3 separate regions of the Mus musculus genome follow, and regions 2 and 3 are each linked to region 1. A link is a loop called in an ENCODE intact Hi-C map of the cell type or tissue named here. Cell type or tissue: heart. All regions are shown on one strand.

Region 1 (5,000 bases):
ATAGTCTGCTTCCTACTTTACACAAGGTATTTTACAGCATCAGTGGTATTCTGGGCAGACTGTGTATCCTGAACCAGTGCAACCGTTTAATCATCTTTGCATTTGTTTATTGTGTGCGACATTAAAAAGCAATCTACAGGAGTTCCTTCTCTCCTTCCACTGTGCTTGTCCTGGAGATTGAACTCAGGTCACCAGGCTTGGGGACAAGTGCCTTTGTCTGCTGAGCCTTCCCCCTGGCCCCCAGTCTATAAGCCTTTATACTGAACTGCTGGTTTACGGGAACCACATGAAGGTAGAAAAGCAAGCTGACTGACTTCATGAAGACGCCACTGGACAAATTCTGAGTCCGTATATCTTGTAGAATATTTGGTCTCTTTCATAACTCCATGTCAGGAAAGAATACTGAAAGTGGAAGGCAAGCAATCTAGATTTTTAAAAAAGATTTATTCACTTACATATATGAGTGCTCTATTTGCATGTATGCCTGCATGACAGAAGAGGGCATCAGGTCTCATTACAGATGGTTGTGAGCCACCATGTGGTTGCAGGGAATTGAACTCAGGACCTCCGGAAGAGCAGCCAGTGCTCTAACCACTGAGCCATCTCTCTCCAGCCCAGCAACCTAGCTTTAAAGAGTGTGAAAATACCACCCCTTCACTACTTCGACGTGGTCTTTGCTCACTTGTTCTCACCCAGAACAGAACTTGGGAAAGCCCACAGAAAATAGTGAGCAGCCTACATAGTGAGTCAGCTCACAGAAAATAGTGAGTCAGCGCCTACATCAGCACTGTCTCATGAGGGTCCCACCCTCCAGAGGTTCATTTTACGCATGCGCTTTGTAATGTGTCTCAAGTCCAGACCTTTCCTGGGACAATGAGATGGTGGGTGCCCATGTGTTTGAAACCTGGAACTACAGTATTGCTCATGGCAAAAATCCGTGGCCAATAGGAAACCACCATCAGATAAATCCTTTCTTGTTCCATCATGGGCGTCCCTAAAACCAAACATGTTCACCCGACCTCCCAGGAGATGGCCCCAGAGGAACAAGCAACCTGCCCCCCTTGATAAAAGGACCTTAAGGAGTTTAAAGCCTTAGCACAAATGGAAAGGGTAACCTGGAAGATGAGACCCCATGCACTGAAGGCATGAAGTTGTAAAGAGACAAACTCATTTGAAAACAAAACCAAAAACTTTCTCTAAACAAAGAGCTCACAGGAGTGATATGCTTGCCACCTAAGAAAAAAGATTATCCTGGTTCAACTATGTCAGCACTGGGAGACAGTTACAGAGCTACCAACTCAACCCCAGGTCTGCCCCAGAACCTGGCTTTATCTACTAGGTAGTGGTTTTGAAAGAGACAGGATCTTTGACGCTTTCAATAAGATTTTTACGAAAAACCGAAGAGGCAAGTCTGTCTGTATCAGAGTCAAAGATTCCCTTGAAGGACTCTTTCCCTGGTCAGCCTCTGTGTAAAACTGCAAAGTGAGGCCTAACTTGTAAGGGAGTGCTGAAGAGAGCGTGAGCCAAGAAACGATCCAGACACCAAGTAGGAGGGGATCTAAGTACTACAGGCAGCAGAGCCGCAGGCAAGGGCGGGGCAAGTCCATTAACCGCACACGGGATGACGTCGTCATGCACCAGGTCCATTAAACACACAGGATGACGTCACGCACTTCTGCTGCAAGATATGGAACTTCGGAATTCAGTGTTTGCCCTGCTGGTTAGATCTCACTGTGGCCTAGTCTTCTACTGCTTAGCTTCTGTTCCTCCCTTTGAACGTTCCCATGTTTACTCTGTGCCATTGTGGACTGCGGTAGGTAGCTTGTTTCCCGTTTTCACAGGGTATTGTGGGCTCGATTTTGCCTAGGGTTTTAGAAGAGACTTTGAAAGTGGGGATTTTGAAGTTTGGTTACAGCTAAGACTCTATGTCATCAGCACCTGCCCAAGCTTTATTTTGTTTTTAATTATGGGTACATGTATGTGTCCGTGCATGTGTGAGTGCAGGTTCCTAGGGAATCTAGAAAAGGGCATGGGATCTCCTGGACTGGAGTTGCAAGTGGTTGTGAGCCACTTGAGGCGGGTGCTGGGAACTGAACTCAAGTACTGAGCAAGGGTAATAGTTTCTCCTGACAACTGAGCCAGCTCCCCAGCCCACAGGTTTTGCTAACTAACCTAGGTAACTAACCTAGTTGAGTATAATCAGGATTTGCTACCTAAAATTGGATCTTTTTAAAAAGAGATTTATTTATTTATTTATTTATTTATTTATTTATTATGTATACAGTGTTTTGCTTGCATGTATGCCTATGAACCAGAAGAGGGCACCAGATCCCCTTACAGATGGTAATGAGCCACAATGTGGTTGCTTGGAATTGAATTTAGGACCTCTGGAAGAGCTCTTAACCTCTGAGCCATCTCTCTAGCCTATAAAACTGTATCTGTTTAGCTTTCCAAGACATCTTAGTAAGTCAACCCAAAGATGACTAGAAAGTTAGTGCGATGTGAGCCAACATCTAGTATGAGGTGTGAAATGAAATTTGTTTCTACTTAAATGCATGAAAGAAATAGCACTTTAACTTTTCTCCTTTTTAAATGTTTTCATTTTATTTTTTATGTGGATTGGTGCTTTGCCTACATGTATGCCTGGGTGAGGATGTTGGATCCTGGAACTGGAATTATAGACAGTTTGAGTTACCATATGGGAGCTGGAAATCACACCCCAGTCCGTTGGAAGAGCACCTAGTCCTTGTTCTTAAATACCAAGCCATCTCTCCAGCCCCTAGCTTTTCTTCTTAAGAGAATGGCATAGGGCTGGAGAGATGGGTCAGCAGTTAGGAGCACTGGCTGCTCTTCCAGAGGTCCTGAGTTCAATTCCCAGCAACCACATGGTGACTCACAACTATCTGTAAGGGGATCTGATACCCTCTTCTGGTGTGTGTGAAGACAGCTACAGTGTACTCATATACAAAAAATAAATAAATCTAAAAAAGAAAGAGAGAAAGACAGAAAGAAAGAAAAAAGGGAATGGCATAGTTGGAGAAGTTGAGAGAGTTTGCACAAAGCATTCACTGTCCTGGTGAAGCACACCAATGTTACTGCAACGCAGACACTAGCTTCCATTCAAGTCTAGACAAAACTAAATCCCTAGCAGAAATTTAAAAATAGCCACTCAGCAGCCACACAGCAAAGAAAAAGGGAGTGGGAACAGGCATTGGGGACACAGTGGCAGGTACTCAGATTTTCTGTTATTTCTTCAAAGATAGTGACTTTCGATTTAATTTCCAGACACTGGCCTGCAGGAGGAAAGTGAAGGAATGAGTAACAGGGCAGACATTTTTCTTTGGGTGGTGCTCTCTCTCTTTGCCGGGGATCTTTGGAAGGCAGCTATGCTCACCACCAAACCATCAATGCACCAGGGATCTTTGGGAAACTGGAGTCTCGTCTCTGACCCTCCAAGATGACGTATGCATGCGGTCAGTCCAAGTTTCAAAATTAATGAAATGTTTTGAGCACTTTTCAGAAATTAGGCTGGATGCCCTTTGACTGGTGGCTGCTTCTGTGAGCCTCTGTGACGAGGTGTGAACTCTGACCTGGAAGATCTCAGATATCATAGATCTTCATATGTAAACAAGAGCTCTTGGAAAAAGCAAACAAGACAGAGAAAAATCACCTGATCCTTTGGATTCGCTCTTAACACTTTGTGTATGTGTTAATTATTTTACAGTGTAAACGTGTCGTAACAAGATCTCTTTAAAAATACATTGACTTAAACAGGAGAGACATTTCACTGAATAGGCTAGAGATACACAGTTCTGGACTGGTAAGAAGGTTTCACCATATTTAACATACAGTTCTCGTCTCTGTGTCCAAGCTTGGTTTGCTTTTGCATCCCAGCCAGGGCCCAGGAAAGAACAAGTCAATGGAGGGGGTGATGGTTTGTATATGCTCAGCCCAGGGAATGGCACTTTTAGAGGGTGTGGCCTCTGGAAGAGCAGCAAGTGCTCTTAAAAGCGGAGCCACCTCTCCAGCAGCTTTTTTTTTTCTTTTTAAAACACAACCTGCTTATTAACTCCTTGAGAAATTATAAAATACATTTAGATCATATTCATCCTCCAGCATTCTTCCCAACTCCCCCAAGACCCACTAGTCACCTCCTCACTGCCTCCTAATTTTGTGACTTATTTTTTTCCTCTCTGATTTAATAATTCACTTGACCCAATTTGCACTGCCCATATACTCGTGGCTGTGGGGCCATCTGTGGAAGAACGGTTTACCTCCCAAGGGCCACAATCTAACTTTCCCTCCCCAAGTCTTGGTCAGGTTCACAGTACCACACAGTACCAGGTATGTGTCTCTTATGTTTTTGGCCATAAATCCAATCAGGAAGTAGTGGATACCCCTGTAACGTTTCTTATTATTTGCCTAAGTTTTCCCTGGATCATGTGTATCTCTCTTGAGGCCAAAGGCTGGTCTTCCTGGGAGGACCCTGGACAGGACTGAATGTAGCCCTTTGTTCCCTATGATATCCTCCGGTCAACTGTGGCTGTTTGGCCACAGCTGCTCAAAGAGAGTTTATATAATCACGGAAGCAGGTGCAAACATGGGCCAAGATTGGGAAAAGACTGCAGAGTCTTCAGAAAATAAAAGAAAATATTTTTTTATGATCTACATGGAATTTCTGCCAATACTCTAATTCTCGTTTAATTCCCACCACAACACTGTAACTCAGATGATATTGTCTCGGCTTTATGATAAGAAAATCTAACCACATCTGACATTTAACCTAGTAAGTAGCAGATCCAGAGATTGTACCTAAGACTGTTTAGCTCACATAGAATCCATCTCATCCCGGGTATCTTAGTATTGAAGAATCTGGCTCTAAGTGGGGGAAAAAATAGCATCGTATAACATTAAACCACATACCAATAATTTTTTTTTGTAATTTATCTTATTAGACAGGACACTGTTTATCAACCCCGCCCCTGAGACTCAGGGACCAT
Region 2 (5,000 bases), 690 kb after region 1:
ACCACTCCCTCTGAGCACTGATATCTTGATGTGGGCTCACCCTGTTACACAGAACACGATATCTCTGTGCACCTGTGTCACTGCTGAATAAGTTGTATGCTTAGCACTGAATCACAACAGAAAACGAGAATGGGACGATTTGTTCTAATATAGATTTTTTAAAAAGGGGTTGGTGGAGAGAGTAAGGGAACGGTCAGGGTAGCTGTGATAGCCAGCGTTTGCTCAGTTCTTCTCTTTAATCCTGCTGGGTTATCATATCAAGTACCTTAAAAGGCGGTGGCAGCGTTCAAGAACAAAGTATCAGGGCGGACCCTAGGAATCGTATTTACTTCCAAGTCCTGGTTCCTCTGAGGTCCTCTGTATTTTATATCTTGTCTAAAGCAGTACACGAAACGCTGGAGAAGAGTACAGTGCTTAGGAGTGTTTGCTACTCTCTCAGAGGGCCCAAGTTCATTTCCCAGCACCCACCTTGAAGCCTGTAATTCCTGTGCTAGCACCAGACTCCTTTTTCTTGCCTGTATGGGCACCATGTAGCAGGCACACACACAATATTTAAATAAAAATAAACCACCACCATAAGAGGACATGGGGACACTCTTCAAGCTATATAATGATATTTTTTTCTTATAACTAATCAGTGTATTAACAGGGCCAATTAAAGGACCAGCCACGTGCACACATGTAATCTAGATGAGGTATCATTTGCTTACTTGTATTTGTAGATTATTATTATTAATTTTTTTTTTGCCATGAGTGGAAGCTCACTTTAAGTCTTTAAGAGACTGTAGTCTTCCTTAGTGGCAATCTACAGGCTGAGGATGGTAATCTACAGGCTGAGGATGGTAATCTACAGGCTGAGGATGGTAATCATCTACAGGCTGAGGATGGTAATCTACAGGCTGAGGATGGTAATCTACAGGCTGAGGATGGTAATCTACAGGCTGAGGATGGTAATCATCTACAGGCTGAGGATGGTAATCTACAGGCTGAGGATGGTAATCATCTACAGGCTGAGGATGGTAATCTACAGGCTGAGGATGGTAATCTACAGGCTGAGGATGGTAATCTACAGGCTGAGGATGGTAATCTACAGGCTGAGGATGGTAATCATCTACAGGCTGAGGATGGTAATCTACAGGCTGAGGATGGTAATCATCTACAGGCTGAGGATGGTAATCTACAGGCTGAGGATGGTAATCATCTACAGGCTGAGGATGGTAATCTACAGGCTGAGGATGGTAATCTACAGGCTGAGGATGGTAATCTACAGGCTGAGGATGGTAATCTACAGGCTGAGGATGGTAATCTACAGGCTGAGGATGGTAATCATCTACAGGCTGAGGATGGTAATCTACAGGCTGAGGATGGTAATCTACAGGCTGAGGATGGTAATCATCTACAGGCTGAGGATGGTAATCTACAGGCTGAGGATGGTAATCATCTACAGGCTGAGGATGGTAATCTACAGGCTGAGGATGGTAATCTACAGGCTGAGGATGGTAATCTACAGGCTGAGGATGGTAATCTACAGGCTGAGGATGGTAATCATCTACAGGCTGAGGATGGTAATCTACAGGCTGAGGATGGTAATCATCTACAGGCTGAGGATGGTAATCTACAGGCTGAGGATGGTAATCATCTACAGGCTGAGGATGGGTATCATCTACAGGCTGAGGATGGTAATCATCTACAGGCTGAGGATGGTAATCATCTACAGGCTGAGGATGGTAATCTACAGGCTGAGGATGGTAATCATCTACAGGCTGAGGATGGTAATCATCTACAGGCTGAGGATGGTAATCATCTACAGGCTGAGGATGGTAATCTACAGGCTGAGGATGGTAATCATCTACAGGCTGAGGATGGTAATCATCTACAGGCTGAGGATGGTAATCTACAGGCTGAGGATGGTAATCTACAGGCTGAGGATGGTAATCTACAGGCTGAGGATGGTAATCTAGAGGCTGAGGATGGTAATCTAGAGGCTGAGGATGGTAATCTACAGGCTGAGGAGTGTAGCAAGCAGCCCAGAGAAGGCCCTGTTAAGGGATTTCAGTGAGGATTTTGGCTAAAGTCAAGACCTAGATCTAGGCTCTCAGACTTACAAGTCTGATACTTGAACTTTTTGTAGCAGTCTATATTAGAAAGGATTCCATGACATATTTCTGGGTTCATGGCTTTGCTGTGTGTTCTTTGAACATTAAAAAAAAAAAAATCAGTCAGTAGCCACTGGTTTCTGACCATAAATATCAAAACAAAGGCCAATGCCATGCGAAAGTTAGAATGAGGCTAATAACAAGAAAGGGCCGAGATGCTATGAAGGAAAATCATAGCACACACACACACTCACGCACATATACTCACACACTTACACACACACACATGCACACACACAAACACACACACATACAGACACACATACAGAATAAACCACCAATAACAAAAGTAATGGATATTTATAGCAGCTTTCCTTGTGGTATCTTATTTAAATAGATACTTTATACTTTAAGAAATAGACACTGTTACTTTCCCATTTTATACCTGAGGAAACTAGAAGAATCTTAACAGCCATTCAGTGGTGGAGATAACAAATTAAATTTTTCTTTGTGTCAATTTCAGATTGTTTGAAAGGCTCAGGGAGGCAGAAAGGACAGTACTATTTAAATGAGCCTTGTTCTTGTTATGGTAGCAATACTTAACACTCTTCAAAGACACTCAATTTTATGTGGGGGTAATTAGAAATGTTGGCAGGTTTACTTGCCAACGATCACGTAAGTGATTGATGGCAGAGCCATGAGCATGACTCAAGCGTGGTGAAGTCCCTCTGTTCACCTTCTGAGAGCAGGTTTCAGGAATCCCTGCAAGATGTTGACCAGCGGAATCATTCCATTATCAAGAATTTGCTTCCATCTAGTGGATCAACTGAGTAATTTACATTTTCTAGCCAGCTGTCTTCAGACCACATTTGTCTCTGTCTCTTTTCTCTGTGTCCCTTTCCCATATGGTTTAGTGTTATCAGTGAATGTGGTTATCATTGACGATAAATTCTCCTGGAATCTCTGTAGTTGTTTCCCAACACTTTACAAATAAGGACATGTGAGACTGGTTGACATCTTCCATCTCACACAGCACACAAACAAACAAACAAACAAAAAATCCACCTACAGTCTCTACTGTGATTCAGAGTTCTTTCCCCAATAGTCCACAAATAGGAAATAAGAGGCCCTTTCCACTCACGGATCCAAAGCGCAAAGTCTCTCCCGAAGTATTGTATGTCCACTAACATAGACACTATTATGCATATTTTTGTTCGGCTGCTGGCTCTCAGACTAGTAGAAAGAAGAAGGCTTGTGTGTAATATGAACATATGTGTATGCCAATATCTGGATATATTTACACTTGGATCTGCTTATATATTCGTATATGTGATCTTCTACAGTAATCTAGATTAAGTTTCTATTTCTTGAGCACCTAAAAATAGGCTTGATGGTGGTAGACTTCTGGTCTACCAGAATTTTAAAAATACACAAAGAAAGAGAAGAATGTTAGCGGAATATAGTGGAACCTAATACATAGAGTGTACAAACACATGTAGTACATGTGCATAATACATACAGCATATAAATATACACAGTGCATACACATAATATATAAAGTATACAAGTACACATAGTGTTGTTGTAGTCAGAGTACAAGATGAATTTTGTGGCCAGATTCAAAGAAGCATGTTTGAAAATCAGATTTTTTTTATTCCTACATTTGCAAATTTATATTAATTGCATACCCAATTAAAATTATAATACTCTAAAGAGTAATATTATAAATATAGACATGTGGGGATAATAGTAGATCTTTCTTTTAGTCACATTTAATACCTTTATTTATTTATTTATTTATTTATTTATTTTACATCCCAAACGTTGCCCCCTCCAATCCCTCCTTCCCAGTGTTCTTCACCCCATCCCCCTACCCTTCACCTTTGAGAAGGTGCTCGCTACCCCAGGTATCCCCCTTCCCTGGGGCATCAAGTTTCTACAGGATGAGTATCATGTGCATCTTCTTCCTCTGAGGCCAGACAAGGCAGTCTTCAGTTACATATGTGTATTGGTTGTTAGTTAACCCACCCTGTGCTCCTGACAGATCACATGCATGTACCCACTCACCCACCCAAGAGTTATCTTGACTCGAGAATGAAAGATATACACACTCACCATCCATCTCTGTCTGTCCCTCCCAGCCATTGACTGCTGGCATCTTTATTTACCGATCAGAGCCAACTGGGGGCCAGGTCTCTCAGTGCTATACATACAGACACTCCTATAATCAGTTTGGGGGACCAAAATTAACATTATAACACAAGTAGCATTAGGCCAAACCTACTTCACATATGTGCCAGGGGTCTTGGACCAGCCCTCTATGTTCTAAGCTGGTGGCTTAGTCCCTGGGAGCTCCCAGGGGTCCAGGTTAGTTGACACTGTTGGTCTTCCTATGGAGTTGCCATCCTCTTCAGTTTCTTCAATTCTTCCTCTAATTCTTCCATAGGAGTCTCTGACCTCAATCCAATGATTGGCTATATCTGCATCTGTGTCAGTCAGCTGTTGGTAGAGTCTCTCAGAGGACAGCCATGCTAGGTTCCTGTCTGCAAGCACAACATAGCATCAGTAATAGTGTCAGGATTTGGTGCCTGCCCATGGGGATGGACCCCAAGTTGGATCAGCCACTGGTCAACCATTCCTTTAGTCTCTGCTCCATTTCTGTTCCTGCAATTCTTTTTGACAGGAGCAATTCTGGGTCAAAATTTTTGAAAGTGGGTTGGTGAGCCCATCTCTCCACTGAGGGACTCTGTCTAACTACTTGGAGGTAATCTCTTCAGGTTCTATCTCCCCACTGTTGGGCATTTCAACTAAGGTCACGCACATTGGGTCCTACCTAGGAGCCTCTCACATTCCAGGTCTCTGGGACTTTCTAGAGGTTCTCCCTACCCCCAAACCCCAGAAGCT
Region 3 (5,000 bases), 100 kb after region 1:
TTGGGAGGCAGTGGAAGACTGGCCGATAAAAACTTGAGGCTAATGATCTAGATAGTTCCAGACCGACTAGGGTTATGTCTCGAGACCCTGTCAGAAAAGGAGCAAGATGAACATGCAAAGTAAGCATTATTATCAGCATCTTTATTTCCTCTTATTTAACATGCTGACTGTTGGAAACATGGAAAATGAGTGATTCTGTGCAGTAGTAAAAAGGAATGAGCTGGGTGTAATCCAGTCACTTTGAATGGATCGTGAGTTCAAAGTCAGCCTGAGCTGTATTGTGAGCCCCTGCCTCAGGACAGAAGCCTGAGTAAAGCGGAGCTGCAGCAAGACCCCTCCTGTGCTTTTAAGTGGATGCAGTGTGGATGCTGTTCCTCCCTCCCCTCCTAAGTGTGCAGCGAGCTAAGCTATTGTCTGCTTACATCTGAAGAGCAGGATTGTTACGGAGGGTGAGATATTTGGGAAGATGTCTTAAGTAATTCATTCCCCATTCGATTTCCTCATTAACAAGTATGTATTAAGCTTCTCCTATATGCTGGGGCTGATAAAGGAGAAACATATTAGCAACTACTCTCCCTTTGGATGAATTTTAAAATTATTAAGGGATATTAGTTCATAATTTACTTTTATTATTTGAATAGTGTTGAATATAAATCTTTGTATCTTAATATTGTAAAAAAATTAGAGTTCTTCCTTTGTGAATGTAAACCTTTTTGCTAAAACGGTAAGTGTCGATGGATTGTTTATAGGTCATAAGAATTAGAGAAAACTGGGAAGCATTTTCAGCTTCATAGTCTTACCATTAAGAAACTGTCTTACATGGGGATGTAGATGGGATTAATAGGAAATGAGTTTTGCTCATTCCCAACATGGTGTGTGTGTGTGTGTGTGTATTCAAGTGTATGCTTGTGTTTGGGTGACAGCCAGAGGACAACTACTTTGGGTGTCACCCTCAGGAAAGCCACCCACTAATTAGATAATGCCCTCTTCTGGTGTGTCTGAAGACATAGACACTGTACTCACATATATAAAATAAATAAATCTTTGATACACACACACACACATATATGTAAATTTATATGCCAAGTGTTGGACTAGTACCTAGTTAAAAAAAAAAACATTGATAGACATAAAAAGGAGATTTAGGCTCCAGTGTAACAGTGGGTGACCCTTTTTTTTTTTTTAAGCTTTTCACTCATTCATTAATTTATTCACTTTACATCCCAGTATCAGCCTCCCAGTGCCTCCCTCACACAGCTTCTACCCGTACTCCCCTGAGAAGGGGAGGCTCCCCTGGATATTCCCCCACCTTAGTCACTGCAGGGCTAGGCACATCCTCTCACAGTGACTTTTAATACCAAGAATAACTGAATAATTGGAGAAAACAGCCCAAATTCATGTGAGACTTCACAGAATTCACAAATTCACAGAAGACTTCAAATAGCCAAAGAAACCTAAGCAAAGCCGTATTGGAAGCAAAATAAGACAAGGAAAACACTTCAGGATATCGGCACGGGTAGAGTTTCTGGGTAAGACCTCAGAAGTAGAGAAAACAAGAACCGGCACCCAGAATTACATCACAGTTCTCCCCAGAAAGCAGATGTGTCACTGGCCGCAAGCTTGAGGCTTCAAAAGAAGCTCTCTACCTACTGCTTGCCATCTGAAATGTGAGCTCTCAGACATTCCTGACGCTGTGCTTCCTCCTTGGCATTCTGGATTCTAGCCCTCTGGAACTGTAGCCTAAATGAACGTTTGCTTTCACTAAAACGTTTTGTTTGTTTTATTTTATCAACTTCATGTCAGGGTTTAACTGACGTCAGCCTAGAAATCCCTGTGAGAAAGGATTTGTTACCCTCCACTTCTACCCCAAGTCCCCACAGTTAACATGCTCGGAGCTCTAACCCTGTGCCAAGCACTTAACATCCTTTGCATAATACATCTTTAAATCTGCCAATCCTGTGTAAGAGGTTTTTTCCCCCTGGATATTTGCTTTATTTACATTTCAATTGTTTTCCCCTTTCCAGGTATCCCCTTTGGAACCCCCCTATCCCTTTCACCTTCCCCTGCCTCTATGAGGGTGCTCCCCCATCCACCCACTCCCATCCTCTTGCCCTGGCATTCCCCTACACTGGGGCATTGAAGACCCTCAGCCCGAGGGACTCTCCTCCCACTGATGTCCAACAAGGCCATCCTCTGCCACATATGTGGCCAGCACCATGGGTTGCTCCATGTGTATTCTTTGTTTGGTGGTCCAGTCCCCAGGAGCTCCGGGGTGGGGGTCTGACCTGTTGACACTGTTGCTCCCTCCATGGAGCTGTAACCCCCTCAGCTCCTTCAGTCTCTTCTCCAACTCCTCCATTGGGACCCCCACCCCCACCCCCCAAGCTCAGTCCTATAAACATTATTTTAAAAAGCATGTAAGCTTTCACGTTTGTGGTTTGTTATGAGCATGCAGTTGCCTGGGGTGGCCAGAAGAGGGCATCAGATCACCGGAGCTGGAGTTAAAGACACTTGAACTCCCGGCTTACTGCTGTTGAGAGCTAAATGTTCTTAACTGTTGAGCCATTTCCCCAACCCCTCCTGAGATGGTTATTTAAGGGGAGAAAGCTCTATCTTGGATGTTGGCAGCCTCATCTAGTTTGCTAGAGTCCTGAATGGAATAAAAAGGAAGCCTACTAATGAAGAATTCTCTTAGCTCCTGGCTTCCGGGATGAAAGTCTGCGTCTACCATACCCTCACTCCCAGCCAATTGGCTGAACATGCAGGCCAAAGGAAAATTCCGAGTTTTTTCGTTAGTTTATCATGCTGATCAAAGTCTGTCTAACACGGGTGGGGGCTCAGGGTAGGCCATGGTGGCCTGGAATTGGCTGCATTGGCTTTCTGGGTGCTGCTAGGATCCTCATGCACTAACATGTCTGACTCTGTTACCTGTTATTTTAAAGCAAGGCAGATAAAGGTTTTTGTGTTCCTTTTTAGAAGATAGATTCAAATAAAAGTAACTCCCAATACCTATGTGTGTGTGTGTATGCTCTATTTTTTAAAAAAGATTTATTTATTATATGTAAGTACACTGTAGCTGTCTTCAGACACTCCAGAAGAAGGAGTCAGATCTCGTTACAGATGGTTGTGAGCCACCATGTGGTTGCTGGGATTTGAACTCCAGACCTTCGGAAGAGGAGTCGGGTGCTCTTACCCACTGAGCCATCTAACCATCCCCATGTATGCTCTATTTTTGTAAAAGAAACTATTACTCTTCTCTTATTTGGGTAAGCGACTATTATGATTAGGGTAATGAATCCACTATTCCTGGAGTGATCAAAGGAACAACACAGAGGACAGGCACCTGGGTAAACCTTCATGCAGTAGGAACTAAAGGGAACGTGAACCTTTTGATGTGTCTTTTCCCCCTTTCTATCTTGAAGTTAAGAAAAGTTCAAAATAGAGCAAGCTCAACGAGAATCAAGAAATCAATTTAAAATGATCCCTGTAGGAAAAAATGAGGTAAGAAGAAAGTGAGGCAGACAAGGAGGCGCTAGGAGGAGGAGCCATGGGGATAGCACAACTGCATGGGTAGGGCACCACATAAATGTTAAATCTGAAAAACTGTTTTATTTTGACATCTTTAGGATATATATATATATATATATATATATATATATATATATACATACATACATACATATATATATATATATATATATAGAGAGAGAGAGAGAGAGAGAGGGAGAGAGAGATGTAGACTTGGAGGACAACTCTCTCTTAGTTGGCTGTGCCTTGGGCAAGCTTTGACTTCTGTGAGCTTCAGTATTCTTACTTGGCAAGTTGTGGCAGTAGAACTTTTCCAAGGTACAGGCTTGTTTTAAAGAGCCAATAGTGTAAAAGCCTTGAAAGGCCTTTGCTTGTTATGATACATAGAAATGCTAATAATTATTATTCAGGAAGCTCCAAGAAAGAGAAATCAAATGTAAAGACAGCGCGTGATTCCCAACTCACGCTTGCTTTGCTCTTCCTAACAGATGAGAAGCAGAGTGAATCGATCAGCAGTAGGGCCTCCGCACTAGCTCAGCCATAAAGGAGGGAGGCTCAGCCCGACAGCCCACGCTCAGTGTCCGAGTTCTTGTAAAAAGCCAAATGCGCATCTTGGTACTCTGACAGAGAGATGGAAGGCAGACCTGAGGCTTGCCTGGAAGCCGATGGGCCAGTGAGCCTGGAGTATGGATGTGACTCAAGATGGATGCCCAGAATCCACGTAAAGGCGGAGGAAGAGAACTGACTACTGAAATTGTTCTCTCACCTCCACATGCTTGTGAGTCGCAGACAGACAGACAGACAGACAGACACCAATAAACAAAATAAGCTAGAAGAAATAACTGCCATGACTTTTGCATTTTCCTTGCTGTAAGTTTTCCCTACTGATCACTTCATACAGAAGAAATACAAAGATCTTTGTGTTACATCAACTTTGAAAAAGAACTGTTCCTAACTCTTAAGACAAGGGAGGAAGAGAGAGAGAGAGAGAGAGAGAGAGAGAGAGAGAGAGAACAGCAGAGAGATGGTCTGTTGGCCATGACCTGCTGTTTTGAGATTGGCTAGGAGTCCCTATTTGGCTGCCTTCCCCCTTCTCATTTGGCAACTCTTGAGCCTGCATCCTTCAGAAGATATTAGGAGCTGAAAAGGAGGGAAGGTGGACTTCTTTGATTTTTCCAGACATCATTGCTGAAAGGACATCACTACAGACCGTCTGAAGGGTCCGGACTGTAAGTATAACCATAAGCGTTTTTATTTAGGGTAGTAGACATCTGCAGCAGGAAAGACATGGTGTATGTCTATCTACCTTTCTGTCTTAGTAGGGAGTGACGACGGAACTAGGAATCTCTGTCTTAATTTGATTTCCATTTATTATCAAGGGAAATACATTCAGAGAAAGATGCAGACACCTTCCATCTACAGGTTCAAATATTGCATGCGTTTTTATGGCCTTTTATGATCAAATACATGGA

The links. Peaks named below come from ENCODE experiments on the same cell type or tissue, not always from the same donor. Only the 100,000 strongest peaks of a DNase experiment are listed, where the experiment ranks them.
Region 2: a loop joins it to region 1, with 7 times the contacts of the local background. A loop is called at or near these places in 15 of 42 quality-filtered maps.
Region 3: a loop joins it to region 1, with 3 times the contacts of the local background. A loop is called at or near these places in 2 of 42 quality-filtered maps.

Annotation. Positions count from the first base shown.
Region 1 is chr5:88,687,390-88,692,389 of GRCm38, forward strand. No RefSeq gene overlaps it. Among named protein-coding and RNA genes, the nearest start is that of Grsf1, 14 kb to the left of the region's middle. In heart, a CTCF peak has its summit at 2,322 (motif pointing right); no DNase peak of the experiment used is centred here.
Region 2 is chr5:89,381,564-89,386,563 of GRCm38, forward strand. No RefSeq gene overlaps it. Among named protein-coding and RNA genes, the nearest start is that of Gc, 74 kb to the right of the region's middle. In heart, a CTCF peak has its summit at 2,918 (motif pointing left); no DNase peak of the experiment used is centred here.
Region 3 is chr5:88,789,239-88,794,238 of GRCm38, forward strand. It overlaps a transcript of Slc4a4 not described here. Among named protein-coding and RNA genes, the nearest start is that of Dck, 27 kb to the left of the region's middle. In heart, a CTCF peak has its summit at 2,477 (motif pointing right); no DNase peak of the experiment used is centred here.